Regions from separate parts of the Homo sapiens genome. Here region 1 is linked to region 2. The links are chromatin loops, found by intact Hi-C in ENCODE. Cell type or tissue: Caco-2. All regions are shown on one strand. Each heading gives the region's core, and the rest is flanking DNA. Links, peaks and the distances in the headings are about the cores only.

Region 1 (5,016 bases), core at 791-3,290, 300 kb before region 2:
GGCTCTCATCTCTGATTGTCCTTGGTGGCTCTTGCTGTTTTTTTGATTCCTAAAGTTGACTATATACCTTTCACTGTAGAACGTGTTTATTGATCAGTTAGGCCTTGGGGTAATCTGGCTTTCGCCCAGGCTCTGTTGAGAGCCATGCTATTTTAGAATTGATGATGATAGCCGCAGACTCCCCTGCTCTGCTGTGATGCTGCAGGAGATCTTCCTTCCCAGTGTCCTGGGCCTGTTCTTACTGGCCTTTTTAGAAACTAAGTCTTTTCTCTGTATTTCCATAAGTTCCTGCTTCAGGACTAGTGTTTCTCTGCTAAGCACAACTTTGGACATCCTTTCTCAGTAATCTTCCTGGAGCTATAATAAACCAAGTTGTCTGATGCTCATTGCTTTATCTAAGCTGGGAGAAGTAGGGGAATAAGGCTTTGCCTTAAGACAGCATTTGAATATTGACCCTGCCTCTAGTTGTGTCACCCAGCACAAATTCTTTAGCCTCTCTGAGCATCTCCAGAGACTCCACTGTAAAATGGAATTGCATTACCTACCTTGGAGGTTATTACAGGGAATAGAGTTAGACAAAAGGGCCAGGCAGGCACAGATCTTCAACACCTGTTAGCTGTTAACTATTACCTCATTCCGTGGGGGCAGGGGTGGGTTAGGTGAAATGTGGGACAGCTGCTTCTACTCAGAATGTTTGTAGCCATTGCTTCTCTTCCTTTGTATGGCTAGTCTGGTTTTGTTTTAGACCAAGGCAAAGTGCAGCGGTGGAGGCACACCTGGGCTCAGGTTCCCATCCTGCCACTCAGTTGATGCCACCCTTGGGTAAGTCTCTGGTCTCTCTCAGCTGCAGTTTTCTTATTTATAAAATGAGGGTAATATTTTCCAACCCCCTGATTATTGGAAGAGTAGGAGATAAGGTATGTAAAGTGGTCAGTTCAGTGCCTGCCTTGAAAATCACCACCTGATACTGGGTGTGCCGTCTCCTCTCAGATCATAAGTTCTTTGTGGGAAGGAACATGTCGGTGTCACTCCTGGCTCAGTGACTGGCATGAAGAGAGGCCTCAGCAGCTAGCAACGGATCAAACAAATAACTTGTCTCTCCCTAGTTCTCAGAAGACCCTGTTTGAAGGCTGTAACATTAAGGTCCCGTAGCAATTTAAAAGATAAACAAACCCGAAATAGGCTCCTACGGCATTAAATAGGGCAACTTTCAAATGGGTCATGATGGAAAAAACAAAAATTTCAACTGTGTTATGTAAAAGGCTCACAGGACTTGGTTCACATAAGAAAAAAGCTCTGGAAAATTGTACTTGGGATTTCAAACCGAAGGCAAATACATCTGTGGTGAAAAAATATTACACATGATTTGCTAAAATTTTTTAGACAAAAACCAGCGTTTTAAATAAAAACACTATGATCATAGCATCCCTGTAACTGTTATTCTGGGACATAGTTTCCTCTTTTCCAAAGTTTGAGGTCTGGGCTAGATCTAGGGGCCTCGCAGGCTTTGACAAGATGTTTGGATTTTTCCCAAAACACAGAGAGAAGCCACTGGAGTTTTAAGCAGGAGTAGGCTGTGATTGATTTATGTTTTTAAAAGCCTGGCCTTTTTCTCATTTCACCCTGCTACCCGATGACCGTTCTCCATCCTGCCTCCATTCTGCCTTCTGCGCTGTATGCCCCGTCGGTTTCTCTTTCCACACCATTTCTTCCCCAACCCAAGTCACTCGGGCCCACGGCAATGGCTTCTTCCTCTTTGCTCACAGCATTTGCTGGGATCTCATGCACACTCGGCCCCATGACATTGCATGCTATTATTAGCTTCTGCATATGTTAGTTAATGAATTAATTCAGCAAGCATGTGTTGAACAGCTGCTGCATGTCAGGCGCTGTGCTAAGGGCAAGGGATAGATGCAATTAGGACACGTTCCCTGCTCCCAAGTAGCCTGGAGTCTGGGAGCAGGGACAGCTATGTAAACAGTGATAAGCGTGGCAAGGTTTTTATGGGATCTGAGATAAGAGACCTCTAACCAAAGGGGGAGACAGAGAGGGTAGGGTGGGGAGGGTTAGGGGAGACTTCCGGATGAAAAGAGGTTGGGACTGAATCTTCAAGGCTGACTAGGAGTGGCAGGGAGGGGTGGGCGCAGAGGGGTCAGGTTGAGCAAAGGCATGAGGCAGAAACAGGTGAGAAATTGCAAGCAGTTCATTGTTGATGCAGCATTTAATGAAAGGCTGAGAAGCATAGGAGATACGACTGGAAAGCAAGGGAGAACAATGCAACACAAAACAAACACAACCCAACACCCAGGATGTCACTGTTCAGATCCAAGGAATTCTGGATCTGAACTAGGGAAAAGCCCCAGCGTGGGATATAGGAGGCCAGAGCTGTTAGTCATTTATTTATTCATTGAAGTACCATCCTGGGGATACTGCAGTGAGCAAAACTGGAGGGGTCTCTGCCCTGAAGGAGCCTGAGGAAGCCCTTGGGAAAGAGCCCAGACCTAGCCTCAGGGCTTAGGAAGCCTCCCTGGAGGTGGTGTCCTCTGGTCAGTTCTGACAGTGGGCTTCATGGAGTTGAAGGGGTAGGGAGTGAGAAAGCCACCATGCAAAAGAGGTCATGGTGGCCCACCTTTCCCTTGACCCACCCCCAGCCTTCCAGGCCCAAGAAAGCAAGCCACAGATGTGGGCTGGAGACGGGGGATGGAAAGGAGGCCAGAGAGAGGCCTACAGAGCCCTCCTTCCTGACTGTTTTGCTGCCTCCCCAGTCATCTCCTGGAACATGGGCCTGTTTTGTAAACATAGCGAGTCAGCCCAAATATGTGGGGTTTGGCTCTGGCTTGGCCAACCCAGCTCACTAAGCAAATAGTGAGGGATTCTTTCCCCCATTTCTTCCTAAACTAAATCTTCTCTGGGTGCATACTTTACAGAACGCCAGCAAACTGCAGTTTGGCGTCCTTCCCAAGGAAGAAAAACATCTCCTCAGATTTTCCACATGCCCTCCCCATCCTGCGGGTCCAGTGCCAAGACTTGGCTGGGGATAGGGCTGCTGCTGCTCCGGGGAAGGGCGGCCATGGGGGAATGTGCCACCACCCCAGGGGAGAAGCATGGGCCAGAATTTCAGGAGATAGTGGGAGAGTGGGAAATAGGTGTGTAGTTGGTTGGGGGCAGGAACCTATGCAGATAGCAGCACTGCTAGGAACCATGCTGGCACCAGCAGACCCTGGAACAGCTCATTAATGTTGACAAAGCACCTTCTCATCTCATTTGATCTCCCAACAAATGCATGAGACAGGTAGAGCACATGTGATTACCCTTCCCATATAACCAATGAGTTAACAACTTGAAATTGGCTTGACCCAAGTTAGAATTCCATCTCTGCCATTATGTGACCTTGGGCAAGGCGTGAAATCTCTTGCAGCCCCCTCTCTCTATTAGGGATAATAATAGTACTTTCCCCAGTGTTGTGTTGAGGGTTAAATGAGATACTGTGAGCGAGGAGCCCGCTCCATGCCTGGCCCTAGCAGGTGCTGCCCTGGTTCTATTGTAATGGCTGGACAGGTTACCTGACTCCTCTGCGTACTGCTGGCACTGTGACCCAAGTGTTTTGACTTTCAGCACAGCCTTTTATATTGCCTCAGTCAACCCCATGCCCACCAGGCCACTCCTTACTCTGTCCCCTGTCCCTCTCACCTCCTCACTTCCCCCTCCTTCCTTCTCCCCCACACTCCCCCAGCAGAAGATATTGCAAGCTTTGAGGTTGCCCATGTGCTTTCAGCTCAGAGATCTATGCTGACAGCTGAGGGGTCTGTAAGTCCACCAGGGCAGTCCTTAAGTTCAAATTCTTGCCCTACTCTGTGGCAACAAGTGACCCTAGAAACTGCATAATGGGTGAAACTTAAGCTTCAGAACATGAGCCCCAGTTCACAGTCTGCCTGTTTCCTCTTATAGTCAAGGGCGAGCATCCAAATGCCCCTTCATTTATCATTGTCATTGCCACTCTGAAAGGTCAGAGCGCATTCCTCTCATTGCCTCCAGACACTTGGCTCTGGGCTGTGATTAGACTTGGAGGCTGAGCCTTGCATGCAGTCGGCACTTACGAATGTTTGTAGAGGAGGAGTCAGGTCCTGCCCTTGCCAGGGCCTGGAGGGTCTATGTTATGACAGCTTATGGAAAAACAGCATTTTCTCATCTTGGTCAGCTCAGTGGCTCCTTTGTCATAGACCCAGATTGTTTCCCTAATGAAAACTCAACAACTTTTATAACTGTTTCCTCTGCCCTCTTCCCTTAGAATTCTCAGGCTCATTGTTGCTTCCTTAAGGGCCTGTCTAACCATCCCATTGAAAGTGACTCCTCCTGCCCCACCCAAGGCACTATCTCATCATCATTTTTTTTTCATGCTACTTCTTACTGTCTGAAGTTATTTCTTTGCTTATTGTCTTTGTGACTACAAAGCAGACACCATGAGAGCAGGACGTTGCTTGTCGTGGTCACTGGTATCCCAGTGCCTGGCATGCATATAGCTGGAACACAATAGTTATTAATTTATGGATAAGTGAAGCAACCTGAAGACCATGGAGGTTCAAAGTCTTCATTTTGCAGACAAGGGATCTCAGACCCAGAAAGCTTAAGAAACCTAGTGTCAATTCTCTTGCGCAGAGCCCTCTGCCATGAGCTCTTTCTCCAGGATATTCTTCCTCAATTCTGAAGGGCCTCTGGAACCAACATGTAATGGTCTGCTTTTCTATTCATGAAGGAGGACGACTTTGTGTCTCTGAAGAGTTACAGTGCAAAAATGTATCTGACAGGCACCCTAATAAGCCAATGGACAGTTTGCTCATTGGGGCTGAAAATGGAAAACACACAGATGTACATAAAACACGCTGAAAAGAAATTAACATGGACCCACTTGTGGGTAAGGATTGATTGCATAATGTGATGTCATCCTGTTGGATGTCAGCTAGCCAGGGAAACCCATAACTGGGTCATGACTATTGGTGTCGGGGGAGATGTTTCCCC
Region 2 (5,016 bases), core at 1,331-3,830:
CTTAATTCAAGGCCCACCATATGGAGGCAGAGAATTTCAGATTCCTCAGCACCCAGTCACTTCACCAATAAAAACTTGGAGGGGTTGGGGAGGGGGATATGAAAGATAGGTTTTGTCAAAATGGAATTTTCTTTTTAAAAAATTGATCTGTCACTCAAAAAATATGCATTGAGCACTTCCTGTATTCCAGGCAATGTTGTAAGTACAGTGGAGATGATGGTGAGAAAAGGTGGACAAAGTCTCTGCTTATATGGAGTTTACATCCTAGAGAGGAGAGAAAGATCATAAACAAGCAAATTAATCACTTACATTACTGAAGATTTTAAGCTAGAAATATAACATATTTTTGTCATAAATTTGGATAATACAGAGGAGTATAAAGCAAGAAGTAACAGTGACCTTCCCAAGCTCCCTCCAAGTCCTTCCTGAAAGGTAACCATTGTTGCAATTTAATGTGTAATTTCTACCACGTGTATGCAAACATGTACGTTGATTGTGGGGGAGGGATCACAATGTACATATTACATGGCAACTTGCCTTTTTCCTCCTTGGCCAGGTATTAGATGCAGCTTTCCTCATCAGAACATAGATCTACCACATTCTTTGCAAGGTCATAGTGTGAATGTATGAATCCATTCCTCTATTGGCAGGCATCTTGTTTCCATTTCCTTGTCATTACAAACACTGCTGCTGTGAACACTCTTTGTATTATGTCATTTGTAATGATAGCAGTATTTCTAGGAGATAGAATCCTTCAGCTGAAAGATCTGGGTCAAAGGGCATGCATATTAGATTGATTTTGCTGATGATGAATGCATTTGAAAAACACATAGGAGGGAAAAAGAGAAGAAGAGATGAGGACTCATAAAAAGTATCAGGAAAAGCAGTGCTTAGTAAAGAGTGCAAGCAGAGCAGGATGGGAGCAGAACTGACCACAGAATGTAATTATACAATCTCTTCATCGGCCTCCCATGAATTCCCCATAAATTCCATAGCTGGACAGTTATTTCATTTAAGCTCCACAAAAATACATGTCAATGGTCCTCATTTGGTACTATTTGCCTTAACTCATAGTATGTTTTATGGAAACCCAATAAGTGTTGGTCAAATTCAAGCCATGAAATATGTATTGAATTTATCCATACATTACATTGTATTTATTTAATTCAATCAGTAAATATTCCTGGAGTGCCTGCTATGTGTCAGACACTGTGCTGAACCCTAGAGATTCAGCCGTGAATCCAGTAGAGCCCATCAAACTCAACAGCCTAGTGTGGGAGAGAGTTATCAATCCAATCCTGGAGCATAAAGTTGCCAGTGTGACATGCTAAGAAGATATCTGATATTTACAAGAGCCTCTGATGGGAGGCTTGATCCAATTGTGAAGGCCAGGAAAGTTTTCTCTGAAGAAAGTTCTCCTGAGTTGAGTTGGGAAAGGTTTGCTTATTAGGTAATGATGTATAGGCTAAGACAGGAAGGGCTGCTTGGATTTACTTAGCTATGTAGATTAAGAGGGAGGTAGGAGGGGACCTGATCCAAGCCTCAGTACGGGGATAAAATTGGCAAGGATGGGGTGAAAGAAAGCCAGGTGGGTCTGGATGGAACTTATAGTTCATGACTAAGCATGAGACTTTGTGGAACAATGTCAGCTTCACTGGAGAAGCTGATGAGGACAATGAGATCCTTAAAGAACCTGACCCTAGCACAATATCCAGCACATAGTAGGAACTTTAAAAAGATTGATTAAAAGCACAAAGGAATGATAGCTCATGACTAATTAAGCCTGAGCATTGAGCAACCATGCAGATACACCCCTGAATTTGCAGGGCTTGAAGCAAGTGTACAAATGAAGCCCACACAGCATGTGCCTAAATATTTTAAAGTTGTATATAATGCCACATCCACAGCCAACCTCTGTTCTTACCCAGTGCCCTGCAGTGTGATCCCCAGAGAATGACGCTGGTGTTCTTCCCCTGGGCACTCCTGCTGCCTGTGAACTTGAGTGATTTCAAGGCAGGTGGGGCAGAAGGTGGCCCAGGCTCCCAGGTTACCTGGACCCACCTGGACCCACTGGACCTGGGATGGAGGCTGACTTATCAAGCTGCCCAGGAAGCCAGGGTTTCCTGAAACTGTCATCCAAGCAAAGGTGAAGTAGAAGGCACAGTGATCTGTCCGCCTGGACATCCACTTGGGGTGATTTGGGGTATGTGACTTGAACCAAATGGCAGCCCTTTTACATTTCCCAGGGCAAAAACCATAATCCTTCACTTCCCCTCCCTACAGCCTCCTGTGGCCTGAGAGGCCCAATTGGATGGCATGTTCTCTTGCCCCAGTCTAGGGGTGGTGTTGATACTGAAACTGTTTCTGGATTAATAATAGCATCATTGAATTTATAGTGTAGGAGAGTTACTGCTCATATTATTCACTCAGGTCCTTCTTTTTTCTGGAGACCTCCCATGGGCCAGGCCCAGCCGGGACAATAGGGTTGAACACCAAGTCCTGGTCTGTGTGCTCAGGGAGCTTGCACTGTGGCTGGGATGACAGATTCTACACAAGCAGTTGCAATTGAGATGAGTGTCACGAGAAGGGAAGTCCAGGGTGAAGAAGAGGGGAAGCTACCTACCCATGGTCACAGGGCTAGTCCAGTGAGTGGCTGAACTATGAATAAAGCCCACCTTGGTTGGACTCCTGGATCCTTTCTCACCTCCCCATCACTGCACCATTCAACCCGGAGCTATGGGGCCGCCTTGGAGGGGAACTCCAGTGGCAGCTCCCGGACGCCCCTCAGTGAGCACATCTTGAAGAATCACAGACACCGTCCTCGGGCTCTTTCCATCTCACTTCTGGGTCAGCCCAAAGGGGAAAACTTCCCCAAACACATCCTGCCCCTTCAGCAAGTGCTCTCCAACTGCTTCCATGTGGGGAGCTTGAGAAAGGAAGGGCGTTTGATGCCGGTAGGCAGTACTGACCAGCCCAGAACAGCTGGCACCGACTCCGTGGTCGGGGCAGAGCCCTCTGCATTTAGATCAGCAGCAGATTTGGCCCATGGTGCGTCGGACAGAGCTTCACTCTCCCTCTCTACAGGCCAGCCCTCGGCTCTCAGGGGTGGCTGTTCTGAAAGACCCTGGACTGGACACCGCAAAGCAGAGCATGGGTGGCTCTCTCTTCATCTGCTTTTGCCATCAGGAGCTGGATTATGCTTGAAGGGCTGTATGTCCTCTTGCATCTGGACGAGGTAACCATAGAGAGAGCCATGTTTTCCTGGGAGCCTGGACAACCTCTGTTCCTCTGGCCATGAAGGTGGAAGAAATGCAGAGGGAGAGTCTGCTCAGATCTAGTGATAATAAAGTGTCCAGGGGCTCTGGTTGCCTGGATGGCTGGGACTCTCTTTCCAGCTTTCAAAGATATAGTCCAGGAACTAAGGAGAGAAATCTTAGGCAGAGGCTTTGTGCGGTGTGAGCTGTGCTGTGAACACCGTTCCTTCAGGCAGAGGGGTGGAGGGTGCTGTTCCCTTCTCCCAAACGAGTGGGAGTGGGGCTTCAGCAGCACCTTAGGAAGGCTTGACATGTGTGACTGCAGTTAAAGGAGGCCTTGCCCGGAGTCAACGGACCCAGAGGGATCTGAAGACTAGAGGCTGTGCCCTCGGCCAGAGGCATGGGACAGAAGAAGGGAGAGAGAGCATGGCTGCTGCGTGGATAAACACAGACTCTTCTTTGAGAATGGGTCAGTGTTGCTTGACTCTTGGGAATGGTGTGAGGACTTGCAGTTGGAATATCAGTCAGGAGCCACTTAAGAGGAATCCTGCCCAAGATGGTGGCCTATGGGAAGAGCACATCCCTGTAGAAAGAGGCTGTGGGCTCTAACCCTGGAATAGGTGAGGGTTATGGGAAACTGCCCACTGAGATGGAGGCATGGCCCCTGGCAAGGTGAGTGGCAGCTGAGAGTCAGGGAGAGGACCCTCCAGAAAACCAAGAAAGATTTCTGAGAGCTTTAAATATCAGGCAGGCCCAGATGGCCTGGAGCTGGTTTACAACCTCCTCTGCTTTCCATTCACCTTCCTCCCCAACCTTGTACCACAACTAGGAAGGAGAGGAGAGGGAGGGCAGCAGAAAACGTCCAGGGACTGCTGAAGTTTTATCAGTGGAGAGGGTCTGTGAGAGGCACAGATAAAACAAGCAAATGTTTTAATTATGTCTTTTGGGTTCCGTTAGTTCAGTGTTGCGTTTACATTTGTGGCACATTGGCTACTTGGGAGAGATTATGGGATTTACCCATACTGCAGAAGGTCAGTGGTGGAACCGAAACTGGAATTCATGGCTATGCCACTCCAGTGCCGGTGACAGGGCAGGAAGTGCAAAGGGCTCTGGAGGGGAGCAGGCAAGAACCACCTCTGGGGAGGGCGGAGAGTGGGTGGCACTGAAGAAGGCATGGCAAGGCAGGTGCTGGGGCTGGGCGTCACTGGAGGGGTGAGGGGCTGAGCTGGGGTGCTTGGCAGGGCAGCTGGTTCTGTGGGGAGCCCCTGGATAGGGCTAGTGGAAAAGGCTTTTCAGAATCCTTTCTCTCCTTCTCTCCACTCTCATCTAGAGCTTCACCCATGACCTAAAAACTCAGGTTACATTGAACTGAGGTCCCGTGCACCGGGCTGAGGCACAGAGGACCCCACTCGTCTCCATCAGCATCTATTTTCATCTTAAGCACCAACGGCACTGCCCTGGGCTCCTTGCATTGTTCGCTTTTCACCTGGACTACTGCACTAGGCTTTTTATCTGTTTCCATTTCTATCCTACCCCTACTCCCTGACAGTCTATTTTCCACCAAGCTCCCAGCGTGATCATTTAAAAATATAAATAAGATGATGTCAGTTCCCTGTTTAAAAAATCCTCTTACTGTGCTCGGAATAAAATACCAGCTTTTAAATATGGCCTGAAAGTGTCTCCGCGACCCGGCCCTACCTCTTTCTGCAGAGTCCTCTCCCAGCCCTCCTCCTGCTTCCCACTCTGGCCACACTGGCCTTCT

Evidence for each region. Peaks named below come from ENCODE experiments on the same cell type or tissue, not always from the same donor. Only the 100,000 strongest peaks of a DNase experiment are listed, where the experiment ranks them.
Region 1: it touches region 2 in a loop (6-fold over the local background); 1 of 110 quality-filtered maps calls a loop at or near these places.

Annotation. Positions count from the first base shown.
Region 1 is chr10:91,588,484-91,593,499 of GRCh38, reverse strand. All of the region lies in intron 1 of HECTD2-AS1 (HECTD2 antisense RNA 1), which reads left to right. Among named protein-coding and RNA genes, the nearest start is that of HECTD2-AS1, 20 kb to the left of the region's middle. RefSeq lists an enhancer at 1,534-4,768. In Caco-2, for the core only: no CTCF peak of the experiment used is centred there; a DNase peak (open chromatin) is centred at 1,969.
Region 2 is chr10:91,290,225-91,295,240 of GRCh38, reverse strand. No RefSeq gene overlaps it. Among named protein-coding and RNA genes, the nearest start is that of PCGF5, 72 kb to the right of the region's middle. In Caco-2, for the core only: no CTCF peak of the experiment used is centred there; no DNase peak of the experiment used is centred there; H3K27me3 peaks cover 157 bases.